2 separate regions of the Homo sapiens genome follow, and region 2 is linked to region 1. Evidence: chromatin loops called from intact Hi-C (ENCODE). Cell type or tissue: heart left ventricle. All regions are shown on one strand. Links, peaks and the distances in the headings refer to the core of each region. The heading gives the core; the rest is flanking DNA.

What was found. Peaks named below come from ENCODE experiments on the same cell type or tissue, not always from the same donor. Only the 100,000 strongest peaks of a DNase experiment are listed, where the experiment ranks them.
Region 2: it touches region 1 in a loop (2.2-fold over the local background); 3 of 110 quality-filtered maps call a loop at or near these places.

The regions. Positions count from the first base shown.
Region 1 is chr11:15,984,022-15,994,637 of GRCh38, reverse strand. It overlaps SOX6 (SRY-box transcription factor 6), which reads left to right. Exons shown (of 16, transcript NM_001367873.1): 14 at 5,408-5,641; 15 at 8,218-8,434. Among named protein-coding and RNA genes, the nearest start is that of MIR6073, 20 kb to the right of the region's middle. In heart left ventricle, for the core only: CTCF peaks have their summits at 5,476 (motif pointing right) and 5,801; no DNase peak of the experiment used is centred there.
Region 2 is chr11:15,908,115-15,918,730 of GRCh38, reverse strand. It overlaps LINC02682 (long intergenic non-protein coding RNA 2682), which reads right to left and starts at 7,798. Exons shown (of 3, transcript NR_183670.1): 1 at 7,661-7,798; 2 at 6,847-6,945. In heart left ventricle, for the core only: a CTCF peak has its summit at 5,290 (motif pointing left); a DNase peak (open chromatin) is centred at 6,893; H3K27ac peaks cover 211 bases.

The DNA of each region.
Region 1 (10,616 bases), core at 1,459-9,458:
CTGGTAATCATTGAGACTATTCAGTGGTAATTTCTCATTTAGTTTTCCATTTTGATCTCTTCTAGAACATATTTTTTCATGTTACTCTTCTGGTTAAAAACCTCAAAAGACTTCTTAGCTTGGCATTCAAGGTGCTTAGCAAATTTGGTCCCTATTTACTTTTCTAATTTCATCTCTTATACTCCCCTTTTTTTTTTTTTTTACATAAACCCAAGCCATCGCCAGCTTCTTTTTATTCCCTAAAATGTCCTTTGCTTTTTTTTTTTATAACCCTGTGCCTTTCCTCACACTGATTTCCAAGCCCAAAATAGTTTCACATTCATACCTGCTGGTAAATTATTACTTCTCCTTTAAGATGCTGCTCAAGCACCGCTTCAACTCTGAAGCCTCCCTAATATTCATCTCTGTCCACTCCAATTGTGTTAGTAGCTTATTTTCCCTGCTCTAATAGTATTTTTAAATTACCGCTGTTAGCATCGTTTGTAATTTTTAATTTATGTGTCTTCTCCCATTGGACCAAATTCCTTAAAAACAAAGTGCACATGTTATTTATCTTTGTATACCCCATCACAATGCTGGGTACATATGAAATGTGTCAGAAGTGTTTATTGAATTAATACATAAATAAATTATTACTAGGCACATTATAGAATTAACTAGAATTCCCCTGAGGAATAACTTTATATGTGCACCAGGCACTCACTCATTCACTCTGATATCCCTTGGAATTTAACCACGAAGGGGCCTCTCCAGGATTAGTTCAGGACCATTGCCAGAGGCTATGATGGTGAAACTGGCCTTCTTTCCAACCCACCTGGAAAAACTCAATTTCGTCTTCTCTTTAAATCATTCAAATCACAGATTTCTAAGGAGATATTTGCCTTGGCAATTTCTATTTTCTCTCTGCAGATTAACTATCTTTAATCTAACCGAAAGTTTGCCTTTACACAAACTGAGATGAAGGATGAATTAACCAATTTGAGCCTTCTAGGGGAAGTTGTACAGAGCAGCCTCTCCTGGCATACGGGACCTTGCTTTCCCTTGAAGCCTACTGTGGTGCTGTTGATCTCTTGGCCTTTCAGCAACTGTCATTTGGGACTGCTGTTGCTGGTAATTAAAGACTCTTAGGTCAGCTGGAAAGCCGTCTCCAGGTACATAACTGTGGGTCTAGGCTTCTAACTGCTTTCCATGAAAAATCATACGCTGAACTCACAAATGACCCCTCTGCTGTTAAAAGGAGAAGAAGCTGCCTCATAGAATTATGAGCCATTCCAAGTTCTGGATTCTGATGCAGACTACTGGCTATTTAAGAATGAAATACTTGGTTTTTTGCACTTAATGATGAATGGAGCAGAATGAAATCATACAATATGCTGATTTTTAAAATTAATTATAACAAAGTGAATTTTAGACTTCAGATACACAGATTAATAGTATACCTTTTGAAAACAATTTATAGTATGCTGTAAAATTTTTCTTATCTATTTATAAGGGTTTTCCAGATATATAATTTCCATTTTTAAATTTCTGAATTTATACACACACACATAATCATATGTATTTCTACTGCGGCAACAATTCTTTAACCATTTTGTTTCAGAAGCAAAGTTTAGGGACACTTTCTAAATGTTCTTTTGACTTTGTGGCCTCTAATACTTTCTTAAAATTCTGAATCTAAGTTTAATTCAAACTTAGATTGTAAATTCAGGTAATAGATAAGTTGTCAGCTTTAAATGAAAAAAAAAGTAATATTGGGAGATGTTTTCTATCAGAATATTGAAGAAATATTTGTTGAAAACATCTATCTTTCTGCATAGTACTCATATGGATGCTTCAGTGAGTTCCATATAAGCCTTATATGGCATAGTCACTTCGAAAAGACAGAAAAGCAGAAACCTTCAATATGTATTTGTGGGGCATTTGTGGTTTATATTACTGTATTTTCTGTACATTACCCAGGTGTTAATTCAGATATTATAAATCTAGGGAAGGATAGACTCCCTTTCTAGGATGTTAGTGGTGGTGGTGAAAGCAAAGGTGAGACCATTTTTATATGCAAATTTGGTTTGTTGTTGTTGTTTTCATTGACTTTCTAATTAAGGAGAGTGACCTCCTGGGCATAATTTGCATAGTCATAAGATAGTGTTAGAGTACTACATATTTGGGAGATAGGACAGGAAGGGGGCAAAAATAGGAAGAGTGGTAGAAGGAAAAACAGGAAAACATTTTCCAAGTTTTGATTTTGCAAAGGGATCTGGGCATTGCAATCTGTGTGGTGTTAAACGTCGCTGTTGTAGTTGATCAGGTATCAGATTCAATTTAAAAGTAGTTTCAAATGTTGGCCTCCCTGGGTAAATCTCTTCTTCCCAAATCTTGGTTCATCTGATACAACATTTCTAGTTTAGCTTAGGATGTCCCCATTCATTTCTAGTTCACTCCTTCTGGAAGACAGAAGAGGTGACCAGAAAAAAGCAATGTGCACATGATCTAAAGCATTTTCTATTCTTCTCCTTCTTAATTCATGTTTTTGTTCTGTGCACTGTGCTCGAATTTTGCAACTTCTGGAAGCATTACATGTGAGTCCCAGAGAATTGCTGTGAAATCAATTCCTTGTCCTTCAGCTCCTGAAGATAATATGTGATGTAGGAGGAAAGGAAAAGGTCAGTGCAGGGTAGAGGTCAGACTTGAGCTCTGTTCCTCAGAAAAAGGTAGAAACTGGTAAAGTAGAAGAGAGTAGGAAGGATATGTGAAGACTGTGGTACAGCATGTGTGGGAGAGAGATTGGGCATATGTATGGCATATCTGGGAGACTCTATTGGTATGGAGTAGAGAATCTAGAATGTTTATACCAAAGCCAGCATCTAAAAATCCACTATGATCTCTGTCAGTCTTTGAGACAGTAAAACTTCCCATTTACGATGAAATACATATTTTAAATGAAGAAATAAATGGAAGCTGACTATTTGGTTTTGCTAGAGGTGGAGAGAAAGCTACAACAGTAAAAGCAGGCTCAAATGTTAATCACCTGTGGCATAGCAGTTAACTTAGAATAATATTGAAATGTTTTTGCATCTGACATTCTCCACAAACCTGTCTCCTTTTATGTGAATGCATGTCAGTATATAAATTGCTGAATCCATGTCAGTTGTAAAGTAATGGCACTGAGGGCATCATAAATTACCATGGTGATCCTCAGGAGAAGACACTGTCGTATCTGAATGAGTGTTTCACTTCCAGAGTAATGTATGCCTTCATCTGGCCCAGCAGTCAGCATATTGCCCTGTGTTGATGGATATTGTCAGCTGGAAGCTACACTACATTTCACTGCGCAATAAACATGGCTGTCAAACCCATATAAAGTGAAATCAATTTATCCTGTATGGTCAGTGCATTTTAAATGAAATTAATGTACTGTGGGTATCGTGGCAAAAAGGTATCATATTAGTTATGCATCTTGGGATCTAAGACTTTTCATGTAAAGGATCATTCTGTCTAGTAGGCCTAAAAGAAGGGCTGTTTATAAAATATGTTATTTTTGTATAATCTTCAGAAAGTAGCCTTTCTGCCCTCCTTCCTGTTTAGAAAAAAATTCATGTTAGCCAATCCCACCCTTTTATACTGTCTTTTGTTTGCAGTAAATGATAACCATATTTGCTAAATAATAGTGCACTATAATGTTGTAATTTATTACTGGCTTTGACACAAACAAATGTCTACTTAACCAAGGTATCTAAAAATAGAGAGGAAGGGCCAGAGATTGATTGAATCATGTTGGTCCTGTATAATAACTTCACTGAGCAGAAAGGATTTACTTTTTCCAGAAAATAGAAATGTTGGTTTTAATGTATATTTTGCTTCTAAACTTCTGGGCGTAGACTTTCCTGTTATGCGGTAGAAGCCTTGTCTGAGGCTATCAGTCTGACCACTTTACCTTTAATTATAGAAGTTCTCAGTCTGTAGGAGATATTCAGGAGTTGCCACATCACAAAGTATACATCAGTATATCGCCCTGGTATAGGGTGCATGAAAACAAGTAAGAACTATGTTCATTCATTCATTTATTTATTCATTCATGCATTAATATAACATATTTTACTAATTGAAATCCTATGTGCCAAGTACTTTATTGAATCCTAGGAATACAGCAGTGAATAAGACCCATCCCTTGCCCTATCTTCAGGGAGCTTTCAATCTAGTATGTTACTAGAGTCAGCTCTTTGGAAATTATATAGCATCAGGAATTTAGGCATAGTTTCATAGATGTTAAAGAACTACCCTTAAACAACAGAAAAATAGAACAGGACGCTTGAAATAAATGCCTCTTAGTCTATGACTTTTGCATATGAGTTGAAAACCAAATAATCTTTGCTTAATGAATATTTTATTATCTATTATGTGAAAAATCCTGAGGATACAAGAATAAGTACAGCATAATCATTAACTTTAGGTATCTCGTATTCCTGAGAGGAGTGGAAAGGAGGGAGATAGTCACATAAACAATAATTACTATGGGGCATGTCTCCTGAAAGCAAGAGGACTGAGTGCAGCCTGGGGAGCATCACTGCAAGTGCTGTTCCTTTACCCTGAATTACCCTTCCCATCAGACTTTACTCCCTCTCCCACTCACTTGTTGATTCCTATTCATCCTTGAAGACTCGGTTTAGACATCACATCTCCTAGGAAGCACTAGCTGACCATTCTATCTGGTGCTTTTTTGGTGCCCTGTTAATGTCAGTATTGTAGCACCTCTCACCCACTTTGTTATAATTGTCTGTCCTTACTCTGAACTGTGAGCTCCTTAAAAGCAGGAGCTGTTTTATTTACCATGGTCTCCTTAGCACCTGGCATAAAACCTAGGTTATAGTAATTGCTCAATAAATATTTTTCATTGAATTAATTCATTCAATCATGAAACATGATTGAAGGTTGAATGGGATTTAGCATGAAAGAGTAGGAGAAGTGTCTTCTAGGCAGTGAGAAGAGCACAGGTCAAGACAATATTGTGAAAAACAATTCTATTTTTGGGAAACATATAGAGTGGTTGTGATCTGGGGCAAATGAGTCTAAAATGACCAGTAAGAGCATGTTTTTGAAGAAAGGAATTACAGCAGGAAAGTTTACCATAAGGTAATGTCATTCATTGCTCTGTGATCACCTACCATTTATTGTAGTAAATGTGGTAGGGTGTATAAAACACACACAAAATTAATTCTTAGTGTGTCTTTGAGGGCTACATCAGAAGAGCCTGTAGAACTGTCATTTGAACCTGCCTTCTACTTCCAAGAAGTCACTTAGAAAAGAAGAGGAGGACCTGGGGAAAACAGCTGACCCAGGCGGCAAGCTGTGTGACATTATCCACAAAATAACGCTTTCCACTCATCTTGTTCTTCCTGCCCTGACATTACAGGAAGTAAAGCAATGAATGGCTCTGCAGCTAAACTACAGCAGTATTATTGTTGGCCAACAGGAGGTGCCACTGTGGCTGAAGCACGAGTCTACAGGGACGCCCGCGGCCGTGCCAGCAGCGAGCCACACATTAAGCGACCAATGAATGCATTCATGGTTTGGGCAAAGGATGAGAGGAGAAAAATCCTTCAGGCCTTCCCCGACATGCATAACTCCAACATTAGCAAAATCTTAGGTGAGTGCAGCAGTGCAGCTAAAGCTGATCTTCTCCCCTGCAAATCCCATGAGTGCCACCAGGGTGGGAAGCAAGGGGATAACTAGGATCCTAAGGGAGATTGTGGCGGGCGCAAGTTAGACGAAGGTCAGCCAGCTGCCGCAGGAGCCTTCGTCATCACGTCTGCCTCCCCCACCCCATAATGTGGCATGTAGGTTTGGGAGTTATTATATCCACCAGGTGCCAGGGCAGGACTGTCTGAACACTTATTTCAGAGACAAAACTATTTATAGTATGTGTTAATACTGTGAATTTAGCAACTCTTGAGAGGTCACTGCTAAACAAGAATCGTGGAGACAAGCTTTATCTCCTTTTACTGTGCAGTTCTCTTAAATTCATATGTTGCTATGAAGTACTCATAGACCCTACAGTTTTCTGCTTTAGTGTTCTTGGGTTTATATGTCCCACTGAAAGAATTCATCAAGGACTAGAAACCCAAAATGGTATGAAATTCATGGAGTGCAAAACAGTGCCTCTGATGATCACTTTAAAACTTGTAAAATAAATCTACAATTATTTTAATAAGATATGACTAGTTCAAATTTCATAGCAGTGAGCTGAACACACGAGCTGCAGGGGAGAGGCCCAGTTTGTGGTAAATTGCCAGAGTGATTCTCTATTTCTCAGGATTAAACTCAAGCCTTGTTCTATTAGTGTAGAGCTTGCCTAGTGTGGATTGTACAGCTTGGAATTATTGTGCTCAACATGTTAAACATATTTTATTCAACATGCAGCATTACAGTCAACATGTTTCCTCTTTAAAAAGGAAAAACACAGAAGGCACTGCTCTACTTAAAGCTGTCACGATGTGACAAAATCTCAAAGGAAGCCATTTAAGAAGCTGAAAAACATTAGAGACTTAAACTGTGGTTTTAATTTTTTAAATGTTTTGTTCAAAAGTAATAAATATTTAACCTGAGTAAATATCAGTGATCTGGACATGCACAGATACACATGTTTTGTCACTGTATAAATAATTTAACTTGATTCTGAGGCATTTTGAGGCAGTGACCTCTAAGAAAAATTTAAAACATACATAAGATCAAATAGTGGTGAAATGTTAAATATGTTTTTCTTTTTTTTTTGATTTTCTAATTTCAAAATGGATACTAAATGTCATTACAATTAAGTGTGGTTTTTATTTTTAGAGCTTCAGAGTTATGCATAGGGATGTTATTTTGAATTTAAATATCTTTCAAACCAAAATGTTCCTAGTGGACATACATTTTTTTTTTTCTAGTTAAATGACATTCTAAAAAAAAAAAAAATCAGTGCTTCTCTGGCCTTACAGTTTTATATCTAACTTGAAGATTTTCATATTTTTCTGCCCTTTTAGTAGCAATATGAGTAAGCCTTCAGATGGGCACAGAGCCTCTCTGTTTCCATTTTGGCAGCTGTGGGGAATCTATATTATTTGTGTGCATTCTGTGAAAAAATTATTAGGAATATAGTAAGTATATTCATTAAAATGTAAAGTTTTAAGTGCAAGCGTTTCAAGAGCACCAAGAATTCTTCGTTAATTGGGGCTTTAAGCTGCTGGAAACCAGCAGAACACAGAGAAGCCTATCTGCTTAGGCCTTCTACACAACTTTTGAACAACAATCAGGAAAGAGCAGGGATGCATGTGCTATTAAAGCAGACTAGGATATTGCTGGCTGCAGAGAATATTTGTACAACTTTTCCATTTGTTTATGTATGAAAAATCTCCACTGAAGAATCGCTAACATCCAGTCTGCACAGCTGTTACCGCTTTATTCACCAGCGAGACACAAAAATGCAATTTGATACATGTAAAAAAACACATCCCCTCTTCATCAAGTGTTTAGATAATTCTTTATAAACAATATTAGAGAAGTGAATACTTATCCTTCTTCCTGTATAAACCGTATTAAAATTTTTGTACTTTTATTGGTACAGCTTTGAATGAGCGTTTATAGTACTTGAAAATGGTATATATAATTCCAATGGTATCTTCCGGTTCTAAAGCTATAACTTCTTAGGTAGAGCTTAGGTTTTTTAATTACCTAGGCCATGGCAGACTTGTGCACAGTAGTTTTTTATATATGGAATGATTTCAACATCTGCTGACATCTTGTCAAAGGATAGTTTCACTAAAGATACTTGGAGTTTGGGAGATGTTTGAATTTCTAGGACAAACAAAGCTTTTCCTGAGAATCCTGTCATGCTCAAAAGTATGCTTAGGAGGTTTAGCCTTTTATCCCTGTTGAGAGGGTAGGCAGGTGGATGGGGAAAGACCTTGGTGTAGGCAATGATCTTTAAGCAGCAAAGATATATTTTAAAATACTATAGTAGCATCAGTCTTAAACTATTGAGATAAATAACACAAGAAAGTATCATACGCAAAATTGTTCTTTGTGTTATAGACTAAAAGTATAGTTGGGACAGCCAGTGGTATGTGGGAATTGGAGCCACCCAGCGCACAGATGAGTGAAGTGATGGGAAGGTATATCTAGTTGTGTTTGCCTAGAATATGTTGCCTTGACCACTTGGGTACTTAAGGCTATTTTTATTTCTAGGATCTCGCTGGAAATCAATGTCCAACCAGGAGAAGCAACCTTATTATGAAGAGCAGGCCCGGCTAAGCAAGATCCACTTAGAGAAGTACCCAAACTATAAATACAAACCCCGACCGAAACGCACCTGCATTGTTGATGGCAAAAAGCTTCGGATTGGGGAGTATAAGCAACTGATGAGGTCTCGGAGACAGGAGATGAGGCAGTTCTTTACTGTGGGGTAAGTATTCCTGAATTTAGCCACCTGGGCTTTACTTTTGCGGTAAGTAACTATAGGATGGCTACTGGCAGTATGTTTGGGAAGGAGATTAGGGAAAGAGGAGGTTGTGGCATACTGAAGGGGCTTGGCCATGAGAATCTTTGCTGTGTCATAGGGGCACTGCCTTGCACCATGGCTTTTGCTCAAATCAAGCCAAACCTGGAACAGTTCACTCCCAGCTGATCACCCCTGTCATTGTCTCCCAAGCCAATTTAAGATGCTCAGTGGCCACACACAGAGTTTCTGGTAGTTTATTTAAGCAGATACACAGGGAGGAAAAATAAAAACTAACCTTAAGAAATCCCCATAAGCTTTCCAGCTTCTCTGGGTGGTGCTTCTGACTCTAATCACAATAGTCTGCTTTTGTTGTGGGATCTACCACAAGATAATTGGCCTCGACATTGGTTAGAGGACCTCATTTTTGGCATAAGATCCAGAACTCCTGTTGCAGTAAATTATTCTGTGGTGGGAGCAGTAACAATGTGTATTTTCTTGCTTAAATCAGAAACTAGACATGCTTTTGATATCTTCAAGTCTGATTTCATGTCATTTTGTTTAAAAATTAGGTAATAGATTTCTGGTATAAATTTCAACTTGGCTGACTGGCTGTCTGCATTCAAAAGAGGCCCCTCATAACCACAGTAGTCAGGATAAGTGGGGATGCAGATGACTGTAGATTCCAGCATACCCAGACCTAGAAGCACAGCAGGGTGGCAAATCCAGAGGGCCATTTGAGGCACAGACCTGAAGCAGCTGGACTCAGAGTAGGGAAACACTTGGGAAAGAGCTTGAGAGAGAGAAGCAGAGTAAGCAAGAGGGAAGTTGCATTTGCTGTGAAGTTGGAGGAGAATTGAGGAGCTGTGCTGTGCCAGGAAACTAAGAGAGCTTCACTTGAAGGTAGAAAAAGAGGTACCTTAAAGGAGAAGCCAAGAGCTATTCACTTTTAAGGGCACTCAAGAGGTAACCCTGTGGAACAAAAAGTTGTTTTCAGAGCATGTGTTTAAAAGGAATAGTAAATAGAGTAAGAAAACAAAGCCAATGAACGTAGTCTGGGTCATGAATCTGTGCAATACACTGCAGTGTTTTCGGGAGGAGCGTGGGCTTTGGAGTTTGACTTCTGGGGTTCACATACTGACTGTGCCACCTACCTGGGCAAGTTATTAAACTTCTCTAACTTTTGTTTTCTCATGTGTAAAATGAAATGAATAGTGGAAACTATCTTGTATGATTGTTGAGAAGATCCAATGAGGCAACGCTTTTAAAAGTACTTTATATAGTGCTTAATACGATATCAATAAAGGTGAACTCTAGCATTATCATTACTATTTAATATGTATTTCCTATCACAGAAAACCATATTTTATATCACACCAGATGATCAGTGAATTTCTTTATACCATGGCAGAACCTTTTAGAGGTAGAGAGAAGCTTAAGCCACTTTATTATAAAAGATCCCAGTATGTTAATAAATGAAGACATGACAAAATAGGATTATCAAATTCCTCTGTATTATAAATGTTTGCATTTTTAAAGGTAATGCGTTTAACGCTAAAAAGGGCAATGTGGTATAATTGGGCTATTCAGCTGATAATTAGAGGATTTATGAAAAATACTAATTCATAGTCCACTTTAAGATTATGTGATAAACATTCTCTTTTAATCCCGTTAGTACACCTCTAAGATTGTGTATAATCTCTTTTGAACAATCCAAAGTTTAAGTTTGGGACCTCTTGTGATTCCTGCCCTCCCTCAGTCATGTTCCCTGTGTATGTAGTGATACATAGTGGGGCTGTTCCGCCAGTCTGGAAGGCTACTAAAGGTGCTGTTTTAATACCTTGGTGTAATACTTATTTGAAAATATGAGTTGCAGTAATACTATTGAATTTAGTTCCCTTTACTAAAGGGTACATTAAAACAGCTCTAGATCAAAATACCACAACATGTACCAATGCATGTAAAAATAAAAAACTAAAACAATTTAATAACATCTATTATTTATTGACTATCTAGTGTATACTAGGATTTTAGATATATAAGTCACATAATTCTCTAAATAAGATAAAGAAGTTGAGTTTTAGAGAGTTTCTATGGCTACAGAAAGGTGATAAAGAGCAAAGGTTCAAATTCAGGTATTGGCCCCCAT
Region 2 (10,616 bases), core at 1,805-9,804, 76 kb after region 1:
CTGGCAGTTTTCCAGGCTCTTAGAAAACTCCCCTGGAGAAGAGCTTGACAGCTACACCTGCAAAAGAGGTATCAGAAAGGGGCCAGAGCTGTAGAAGACATCAGGCAGGAGAGGAAAAGGCTGGCTTTATGGGGAGGAAGAATGGAACAATTTTGGCAGCATTTGGAGGCCCCCAACCTCTGTACTTGATACCTGCTGGGGTGTGTTTGGCTTCTATATGAGAAGCCTGTTGCTGCAGAGTAAATTCTCCCTGGTTGCCTGCACTTACCTCCCAGTGTGTTAATGAGTGCAGAGCTTCAGGAGATGCCAGAGCCTGTTATTTAGTATTTGTCGAGTGGAGCTGCAAGGCCAGGTGGAGGCACTGTCAGTTAAGAGACAAGGATGCTCCCGCCAGGCCTGGCACCTGGCTCTGCTAGACCAGCCATAAGCCTGGGGAAGAGAGAACTCAGTGAAGAGAGGAGGCAAGGAGCTCTGTTTAAGAGGAAAGTGAACATGTGGACTGAAGACCAGGGAAGGAAGTGTTCTGAATATGGCAAGTTGGTTCCCAGGATTCTTGGGAACACCCAGGGGAGTAGCTTCTGCGGCAAGATGGTAGTGTGAAGTATTAACCTTTGCATTTTGACCCTAGGACCTTCCCTCTTCTGGGTGGCTAGACATGAAAGAATGCTTCCTAGGCATTTTTTTTTTCCACCTGAAAAGAGATTAAAGCAAAGCAAAACAAAAATTTTCCTTGCGCTGGAAAAGAAACAGCTGGAGCACATACTAGAGTAGCATCTAGGCTGCTGAAACAAAGAGGGTTAAAAATAAAGTGTCATTAAAAAGATGGAGGTTATCTTATTCTAACTTAACAATCATCAAGTGAGCATCACCATCCAGGTCAGCAGGTGGTTCTACTCCACAAGAACTCTCAAGGACCTAGGTTCCCTCCATCCTGATGCCCCACCATCCCTTAGAATGATAACCCATAGGGCCAAAAGTGGATTACAAACACATCCATGTTCTAGCTAAAGGGAAGAGGAAGAGTGCATTGGTAGATTATATATTATTTAACAAATTTTAACTTCCTTTTGGTTCAGCTTAACAGGTTGGGTAAACTTCCCTGCTCTAGCTCTACATCTAGGCCCGAAGAGGTATCATGAGTTTCTGTTTGATCCTTTGGAAGCTTCTGACCTCAGATATGAGCAAAACCTGCCCAAGGTAGCTGCTATTTCTGGAGCTGTGGTGCTAGAATGAAACATGTGGAACTGACCTGAACTCAACCCCTAACCAGGAACATAGCAGCTACTCAAAAGCCTGCAGACCTGTGAATAAGAAATAGATACTTTTGTTTATTTGCTTCTGAGTTTTGAGTGATTTTATGCAGTATTATTACAGCAAAAGCTGATTGATACAAAGTACAAATTGAGGGCAAGCAATTTTCATTTAAGCAAGCATGAGTGAAAAAATAATTTTCTTTCATATTTTACTAATCATATGACCACAAATAGCTGCAAGGGAGGTTGAAAAATAGAGTCTGTAGTTCAACAATCATATGCCCAGTTTAAGAGAAGATAATATAGATGGATGGCAAATACACATATGAATTAAACCTGCAATGAGATGTTACTACTCTACCACTAGGATGGCTAAAATTAAAAAGGCTGTTCGCTCCATGTGTTGGTGAGAATATAAAGCAACTAGAATTCTCATACACCACTTGTGGGAATGTAAAATGTATAGCCATTTAAAACAGTATCTTGGCAGTTTCTTTCAAGGATAAACATACAGCTACTGCATGATCCAGACAATCTAATTCTACATATTTACCCAAGAGAAGGAAGCATATGTCTACTTGTATATACATATAGCAACTTTATTTGTAATAGCCCTGCCTTAGTCCATTTGGACTGCTACAGCAAAATATACTAAACTGAGTGGCTTACAAATGACAGAAATTTATTTCTCACAGCTCTGGAGGCTGGGAAGTCCAAGATCAAGGCACCAGCAGATTCAGTGTCTGGTGTGGGCTCTCTGCTTCACAGACCACACTTCTTGTTCCATCCTCACATGGTGGAAGGGGGTGAACGCTGTGTATCCTTATATAAGGGTACTAATCCCATTCATGATGGTGGAGCTTTCATAACCTAATCCCTTGCTAAAGGTCCCATCTCTTAAAACTATTGCATTGGGGATTAAGTTTCAACATTTGAATTTGAACATTCAAACCATAGCAAGCTCCAAACTGGAAATAATTCAAGTTTTCCTTCAACAAGTGAATGAATAAAGCAAATTGTGGTATATTCACATAATGGAATACTACTCCATGATAAAGAAGAATGAACTCTTGGTATACGCAACAAGAGGGACGAACTTCAAAATAATTATGGTGAGTGTACCAAAAAGAGTACATATTGCATTATTCCAATTATATAAGATGTTAGAAAATTCAATCCAATGTCTAGTAACAAAAAAGCGTATTAGTGACTTCCTGGGCATGAGGGAGGCTGAGGAGAAGGGAAGAACTACAAAAGGGCAGAAAGAAACTTCTGGAGTGATGGCTATGATCACTGTTTTGATTGTGGTAGTAGTTTCATGGGTGTGTCCATGCATCCAACTCATCAAATTGTGTACTTTATTGTATATGTGCAGATTGTTGTATGTAATTAATACTTCAATAAAGTTGTAAAACAAAACAAACAAAAAGCTCTTTCTATGAAAGGAGAGGAGAGTGGATTTTGGCAGACAATGGACATTCTACCAAACAGGGGAGAGGAGGTATTTGGATGCTGGTGAAGGGGATTTCTGAAAATAATCTGGGGTCCTCCATGGGGCCAATTCTTCCCCTTTCAGACAGGGTTAGATGTCAGAGAGTAGGAGAGAGCTATGCCCCATCCTGCATAGATCCCTTGGAGGCAGAAGCTGTATTCCACTTATTCCAGAGAAGCAAGAGCAAAGATGACATACCCCACTAGGAAAGAGGACAGTGATCGCAGCCACCAAGAGCTTGAGACAGCCTCTCTGTCTTCTCCTGCCCCACTATGACTAGAAAACAAGCAGGTCTGTAACAGCTCCAAAAGGGTATCTTAATTGAGGTCCTCCAAGAAGTAGATGCCAAAATAGAGGCAGTAGTGAACTGTACCCTGAACCCTCATTTCCCTGGAGCCTAAGCTCACAGCATTCAGCTTTAGAGTTTGGGGGCGGGTGCTCAGATGGATGGAGCAAGAAGAGGAGGCTCACCTGTGTTGTGCACTAGTGTCAAGACTCTCAACACTTAATTAGGGTCCCTCTTATGCTGAGGCAGACAGAAAGGCTTGCCAGACCTGTTTCTTTACTCCTATTGTGGGCAAGGTGCTCCGCCATACCCCTTGATTCTAGATCACTTGCTTTGGCCAATGGTATGGGAACAAATGTGATGCCTGCAGAAGCTTCACAAGCTCTGTGCACTAGGGCTTGCTCTCTTGCCACCTTGATCCTTGCTCTTTTATAGTCTCATGAGAACATGCCCAGATTAACTTGCTAGAGGGACATGAGAGACCGGAAGAGTAGACCACAGTCATTCCAGCTGAGGGGTAGACCAGTCAGGTCCCTGCAAATCACTAACTCACTGCAGATGCATAAGTGAAGTCAGCCCAAATCATCCCAGTCTGACCCAGATCTTCAAAAATGTCTAGCCAACCCACAGTTTGATAAGAAATAATAGATGGGTGTTGTTTTAGGTCACTACATTTTGGGGTGGTTTGTTACAAACCATAGCTAACTGTCAGGGTGTCCAAACTTCTGGGCCACACCCCTGTCTTGATTCATCCACTCAACTGTCAATACAGTCGTCCTCCTTTATCCTCGGGTGTTGCGTTCCAAGACCACAGTGGATGCTTGAAACCAAAGACAGTTCCAAACCCTGTATGTATATAGAGATTGTCCCTAACTTACGATTGTTCAACTTAGGATTTTTTAACTTGACCATAGTGTGAAAGTGATATACAGTCAGTAGAAACTGTAACCCCATCTTAAGTAGAGGAGCATCTGTTTTATTTTTTTCCCACACATACATACATATCTATGATGAAGTTTAATTTCTAAATTAGGACCAGTTAGAAATGAACAATAACTAGTAATACAATGGAAAAATTATATTGTGATAAAATTATGTGAATATGCTGTCTCTCTTAAAATTCTTATTGTATTGTACTCACCTATTTTCAGACCATGGTTGACCATGAATAACTGAAACCTTGGATAGCAAAACTGGAGATAAGACAAGACTACTGTACTTATTCTAAACAATGCTGTCCCTTGTCTTGGCCTGGTCCTGAACTTCTGAACAGCAGGGACCAGAAAAGACCTGGCCCCACTTGCACCCCTCTTCCTCCTCTCGGTTAAGGTGGGGGCCAGCTGGCTCAATGTGCCCCACTCCAAAGGAAGCCAGCATCATGAAGAAGCAGGGAAGTGGCAGGGACGCGATTCCACTCAGGGAAACGAGAAGCTTGATTACTACTCAACATTTGCAGTACCCAGATACTCTAATTAAGAGAAAAGGTCAATAGGTTAAATAAGCAACTTAATCAGAAAATTATGCAAAGTGCCACAAATCAAACATATTACACAGCCCTTGAGATCGATACAGTATGCAAATCGATCACCCAAGATCAGGACAATTCAGAAACTGGAAGGTACAACTCAATCAAGGGGGTTCAGGAAACCCAGACTGAGCTGGAGAATGCTGGGGGCCTGGCACTAGAAGTAGGCGGCAGACACCAACACCCCTGGGGAGCACGAGCAGCAAGGGAGGTGCAGTCTCTTCTCAGGCTCCAGAAGGGTCCAAGGGCCATGAGTTTCTCATCTGTAGAAGGGGGGCTGCAATATAGTGCACAGTATGGGTCAGGGCCTATGGGCCTAGCTTGAGTCCCACCTCTGCCTCTGCCTAACTGTGTGGTTTGGGGCAAGCCACTTAACCTTCTTCTGGTCTTCATTCATACAACAGAGACACACATTCCAGCCTTTCAAGTTATTGTGTATGTGTGTGTGTGTGTGTGTGTGTGTGAGAGAGAGAGAGAGAAGGAGTGAGAGAGACAGGGAGAGAGCTAGGAGTGTGTGGGTTTGCGGCCATGGGTCCAGTGAGGATCCCTTCCTCTCTGCCACTTGCCTTTCTTCTCACAAAGCCCTGCAGCTAGAACACTTGATCAGTGCCCTTTAAATTTAGGACAGTGGCTTTCCACTGAGGGTGGTATTTGGCATATCTGGAGATATTTTGGGTGTTATAATCAGTGGGGTGGGGGTGTGCTACTGACATCTAGTGGGTAGAGGCCAGGGATGCTCCTCTACAATCTGTAATGTACAGGGCAGCTCCCACAACAAATAATTGGCCAGCCCAAAATGTCAGAGGTGCTGAGGTTGAGAAATTCTGAGTTAGGAGGATTGGATAGCTTGTGAGCGAAAGAGAAGGGTGGCTGAGGCAGCCAGAGCATAAAAGGTGGTAGGAGCCCTCTGCAGTGATCACAGAAGCTACAGACACTGCCTGTCAGGGCTTCAGGAACCCCTGAGGGACCCCTAACTTGTGCTGACCTTCAGTGGAACTTCCCGGGAGACCCAGTGAGAGGAAAAAGCACACTCAAAGAAGAGAGAGTTTGCTCACCGCAGTCCTGCCTGCTGGGGCGCAAGACGGCGTTTCCCGGCCTAGAGACTCAGGCCTGGCCTGGCCCCAGTAAGGGCGAGGCCACAGCAGGGAGACTGCCCTGGTCTGGCATTCCCTTGAAGCCTGAAGGAATGTTGGTATAAATGGACCCTTATTTGGGCTTGTTTTCATCCCCCAGGAGTGGTGCAGCTGCCTGTCTTTTCCCAGGCTTTCCTGCTGCTCAAGGGAGGGCAGTGGAACCTTGGGGACCATCCTAGGCCTGGTGTGGAGGGAAGAGCACCTGCTCTTCACCTGGGCTACAGAGGGGAAGGTCTTGGGGCCCTGTCACTCTGCAGGGGCCTGTGCTGGTGCTAGGGGTCTGTGGAAAGGAAGAGGTGGGTGTTTGCCTCTGAAACTTTCTCTGGGCACTCAGGTCCCCTGAGGAGGTTTTCCACCTGGGGGTGGAGGGTTGAGCTAGGAGTCCCTGTGGGACCTTGAGAGGACAGAAAGCTGGAGAAGACCAATTAAGGTTTCTTTGGGGCAGAAGGCAGGGTACATGCTGGGCACAGAGTCTGTGGGGCGGGGAGGGCAGTTCTCTTCCTCCCAAGGAAGCTGCCAGTGTCTTGAGTTTCATCCTGTCAGGTCTTGAGACCCAGGGCCTCTGAGGTCAGAGGATGTCACTGAAGACTGAGGCCATGCCTCATGCCATGCGGTTCAGGGCTAGGGAAAAGAGCAAAAGGGATGGTCAGGGCCCATCAGGCATCTGTCCCTTTGTCTCCTTTCTCAGGACTGTCAGCAGTCATCTCAGGCATGGAAACTTCCCTTTCCTAGTTCTCCAGTCACATACAATTGGAGCCATCATGAAGTCCTCCCTAGTTGAGCATTGGGAGAAACTAAGGCCCATAAATGTTTAAGGTCTTGACCAAGGCCATACAGTGAATTAATGGCAGAGCCAAAAATGGACCCTGGGTCTCCTGACATGAGTTTAACACCAGAGTGTGGCAATTTCATGGCTGTCCCTGCTCATGAAAAACACCCTTCCAGAAAGGCCTGTATTCATTATCTACTGCAGTGTGACAAATTACCCCAAGCATGTATTATCATCACACAGTTTCTGTGGGTCAGGAAGCCAGGCACAGCTTAGCTGTGTCCTCCCAAGGTTTCGAGTTCTCTCACAAGGATGCTGTCAAGGTATCAGCCAGGGCTGCAGTCATCGTCAACCTGACTCTGGGGAATCTGCTTCAGAGCTCACTCACATGGCTGTTGACAGATCTTAGGTCCTCGCTGGCTGCTGGCCAGAGACATCAGTTCCTTGCCAAGAGGCCCTCTCCAGAGGAAATCTTGCAACATGGCATCTGGCTTCCCTCAGAGAGAGAGGTGGAGAGAGTGAGATCAAGTAAGACAGGGTGAGCAAGATAGAAGTAGAATCTTTGGGTAACCTAATCTTGGAGTGACAGTCCGTCATTTTTGCCATGTTCTATCTGTTAGAAGTGAGTCTCTAGGTCCAGCCCACACTCGAGGGGAGGGGATTACTAGGGCACAGATTCCAGGAGGCAGTGATCACTAGGGGCCTTTATAGAGCCTGCCTGCCACAGACATCAACCCAGCAGTGGAAAAGGAGGCCCATGGCCTGGGGTGTGCCTTTGGCTTCTCCCCTTCTTGAAATAGTTCATTCACTTCCAGACTCTTAGGGGAAATCCCAATAAAGAAGACGATTTAAAGGGAGCTGGAGTGGGAGAGGATTCCCTTCTTCCCTCCATGGCTCCAACTTCACGTCCAAAATCTCAGCCTAGATGAAGTCCAAGTTTCTTTCTAGTTGTACCACTTTGATTTAAACTCATCAAACACAGGCAAAAGCATTTGGTTGTGGGTCAGAAATGTCAGGTTCTAGTCCTAGTTTTAGGAATTCTAGGAGTCACTTTGTTCACAGATTTTTTCCTCTATACAAGCAGGAGCCCAAGCTAGGGGATTTCTGACTGCAGGTTCTCCTGTGCTGAAACTTTCTCCTACTCAAGGGACAGAAAACTCCCACATGCCTGCCTTCCCTCTGCCCTTCATGGAATTTCACACCTGGAAGAAGCCTGTGTGCAGGGGAGGGGTTGTTGAATTCCTTAAGGTGTCTGGAAAAAGAGAGAGAGAGAGCCAAAGAGGAAGAGGGGAGGGAGCATTAGCAGCCCCGGCGCTTCACCAACATGGCGTCCGGCAACTGCCGGAACTAGTCACAGCGCCTAGGCCCCCAGAAAGTCAGGGAGGGACCATGGCAGGAGTGAGGCAGCCTGGACAGCTATAAGTGGATGGCCCATTTGGGAGCCTGGGCCTCTGTCCCTGATGGGGGCCTTACAGAAGGCAGAGGGCTGTCCAAAATGACCACCTCCCGGGATCTGGTTCTTTGAGCCGCTCTTCCGACCTCTGCCTCTGCCCAGTGTGAGCCTTTCCTGCTCTAATTCCTCGCCCACACTTTGCCCTGCACTCACCCTTGGCCTCGGGGCTCCACACCAGCCCCATGGGCGGGTTCAGTGTGTCCACAGACTTTGGGGGACGGTGTCACCCAGTGCTGGGAGAGTGTGGGTCCCAGCTCCGCAGGCTGCTGGCCAGGAGCAGGGAGGAGGCAGTGAAAGCCGCTCATATGTCTCAAATTCATTTCTAATTCACTTTCCTTCTGAAGTGGTTTTGAGGAAGTGCGATATCTGAAAAGGCAGCTAATGTAGGTCCTGTAAATAGTACATCCACGGCCGTAATGGAGGGAGAGAGAGAGAGAGAGCGAAAGATGGATTAAGTGCCCACCGTGGGCCTGGAAAAAAAAATCCTTTTGATCTCTCCCCACAGCACAATGCCCTATTACCTTGTTGGCTTGCATCAGCCAGAGAGAGCATGTTTCTTATTGTGATTGCTGCAAATTGGTACCTGTTTCCCGGAGAGTAGCTTTCCCCTAAATTAAGTAGAGCACCCGGCTCCATCCTGGGTGATAAGGACCTCCTATTAGTGGGTAATGTCACTGAGCCGCCTCCTGTCTGCCTTGCCTGCCTTGGGGACCCTGAAGCTGGCCATACTCTCTCTGAGCGCAGCCCCACAAGCACAGGTGCAGCCAAAGAGCTCCTCCATGGTGGCATCATCTTTCCTTACCCTACTGATGGCTGTGTTGGGCCACAGAGCTGCTTAGGAGAGGTAGTGCTGAGCTTTGAACTCACTGCTTTTGCCCAACCTTGGGCTTTCTAGATTCTTTCTTTTATTTAATCAATTCATTAGATAGATATTTATTGAGCACCTGCTATGTTCCAGCATTTGGATGAGTGCTGGGGACACAATAGCGAATGACACAAAGTTCCTGCCCTCACTGGGCCGGCATAGTCAAGTACCACCATCATGCACTTCTCTATCCCCAAACCTGGGGACACCCAGGACTTCCTCTCCCTCAACATCTGCATCCAATTGGTCCCCAAGTCTCCCCCAGCCCATGAGTCTCTCTCTCTTTGTCATTGTAAGTATAAATATTTATTTCTTCTACTTCTTTCTCACCTTCCTGGTCCAAGCCCCAGCACCTCTCACTCAGTCTCCTGCATTAGCCTCCTGAATTAGTCTTCTATTTGCTGCTGTTACAAATTACCCAAAACTTGGAGGCTTAAAACAACACAAATTTTTATCTTATAATTCAATAGCTCAGAAGTCTCAAAGGGGTCTCACTGGGATAAAATCAAGCTGTCAGCAGGGCTACATTCCTTTCTGGAGGATCCAGAGAGGATTCGATTTCCTTACCTTTTCCAATTTCTAGAGGCTTCCTGCATTTCTCAGCTCCTGGTCTCCTTCATTCCTCTTCAAAGCCAGCAATGCTCATCCAGTCCTTCTCATCTGGCATCACTCTGACCTCCTTTTCTGCTTCTCACTTCCACTCTCTGGGTTTCTTGTGATTACACTAGGCCTGTCTGGGTAATCCAGGACAATGTCTCTATCTTAAAGTCAGCTGACTAGTAATCTCAATTCCATCTGCATCCCCCTTTTTCCAACTTACATGTCCTTTGCCACATAACCCAACACATTCACAGGTCTGGGGATTAGAATGTGGACATCTCTGGAGAGGTGTTGCTTTGCCAATCCTATCTCTAAGTGGTCTGCCTGCCTCCATACTTGTTCCCTTGTAATCCCTTCTCTAAGCAGCAGACAGCAGTCTCTTTTTAAAACACAAGTCAAATAATATAATTCTCCTGCCTAAAACTCTCTCACTGTTCTTAGAACAAGATGCAAGTTCATTACCTTGGTCGACAGACCTTTCCCATCTCCCAGCCTCATCACCTGCCTCTCTTGTCCTAGATCACCAAGCCCCTATGGCACTGGGATCCCTACAGGTCTGAGCCTGCTGAGCTCCTCCCCGTTCCCTGCTCTGTGCAGGGCCTTGGTGCAGGCTGTCCCCCCTATCTCACAGGCTTTTCTTCTGGCTCTTATATTTTCAGTCTCAGCTTAAATGTCTCCTTTGAGAGAGGACTCCCCTCACCCCGTCTCAAATCAGTGCACCCATTACTGTCTCACACCGCACCATCACAGCCCTAATCACAATTTGTAATTATTCAATGACTTCCTTCCCATTGCCGGTCTCCCCTACCCGGGTCTGTGAAAACTGTGATGGCAGGAACCTGACTTCCCTGTCTGCGCAGTGGGATCCGAACAAATATTTATTGAATGGTTGAATAATGATGCTCACCATATATTATTGAGTGAAAAACAGCAAGATACAGAGTATGTATAACTCTTAAGTAAGAAAAACACCCTCTACATGTGCATAGCCACATACCTTTGTGCAAATAGAAGGTTCAGAAAGGACCAAATTCATGGCAGTGTTGACCTCTGGGCAGAGTAGATTGGGGAGGACAGGAAGGTGACTTTCTCTTTTTTACTTCATATACTTTTGCTTGTTTAAAAAATTGTTTTTGTTATAAGCACGAATAACACTTTTTAAAGGGGAAAAATCAAACCAAAGATTTTTCTTCCACTTGAATATGATCAAATGCCGTATAAACCAGACAACAATATACTT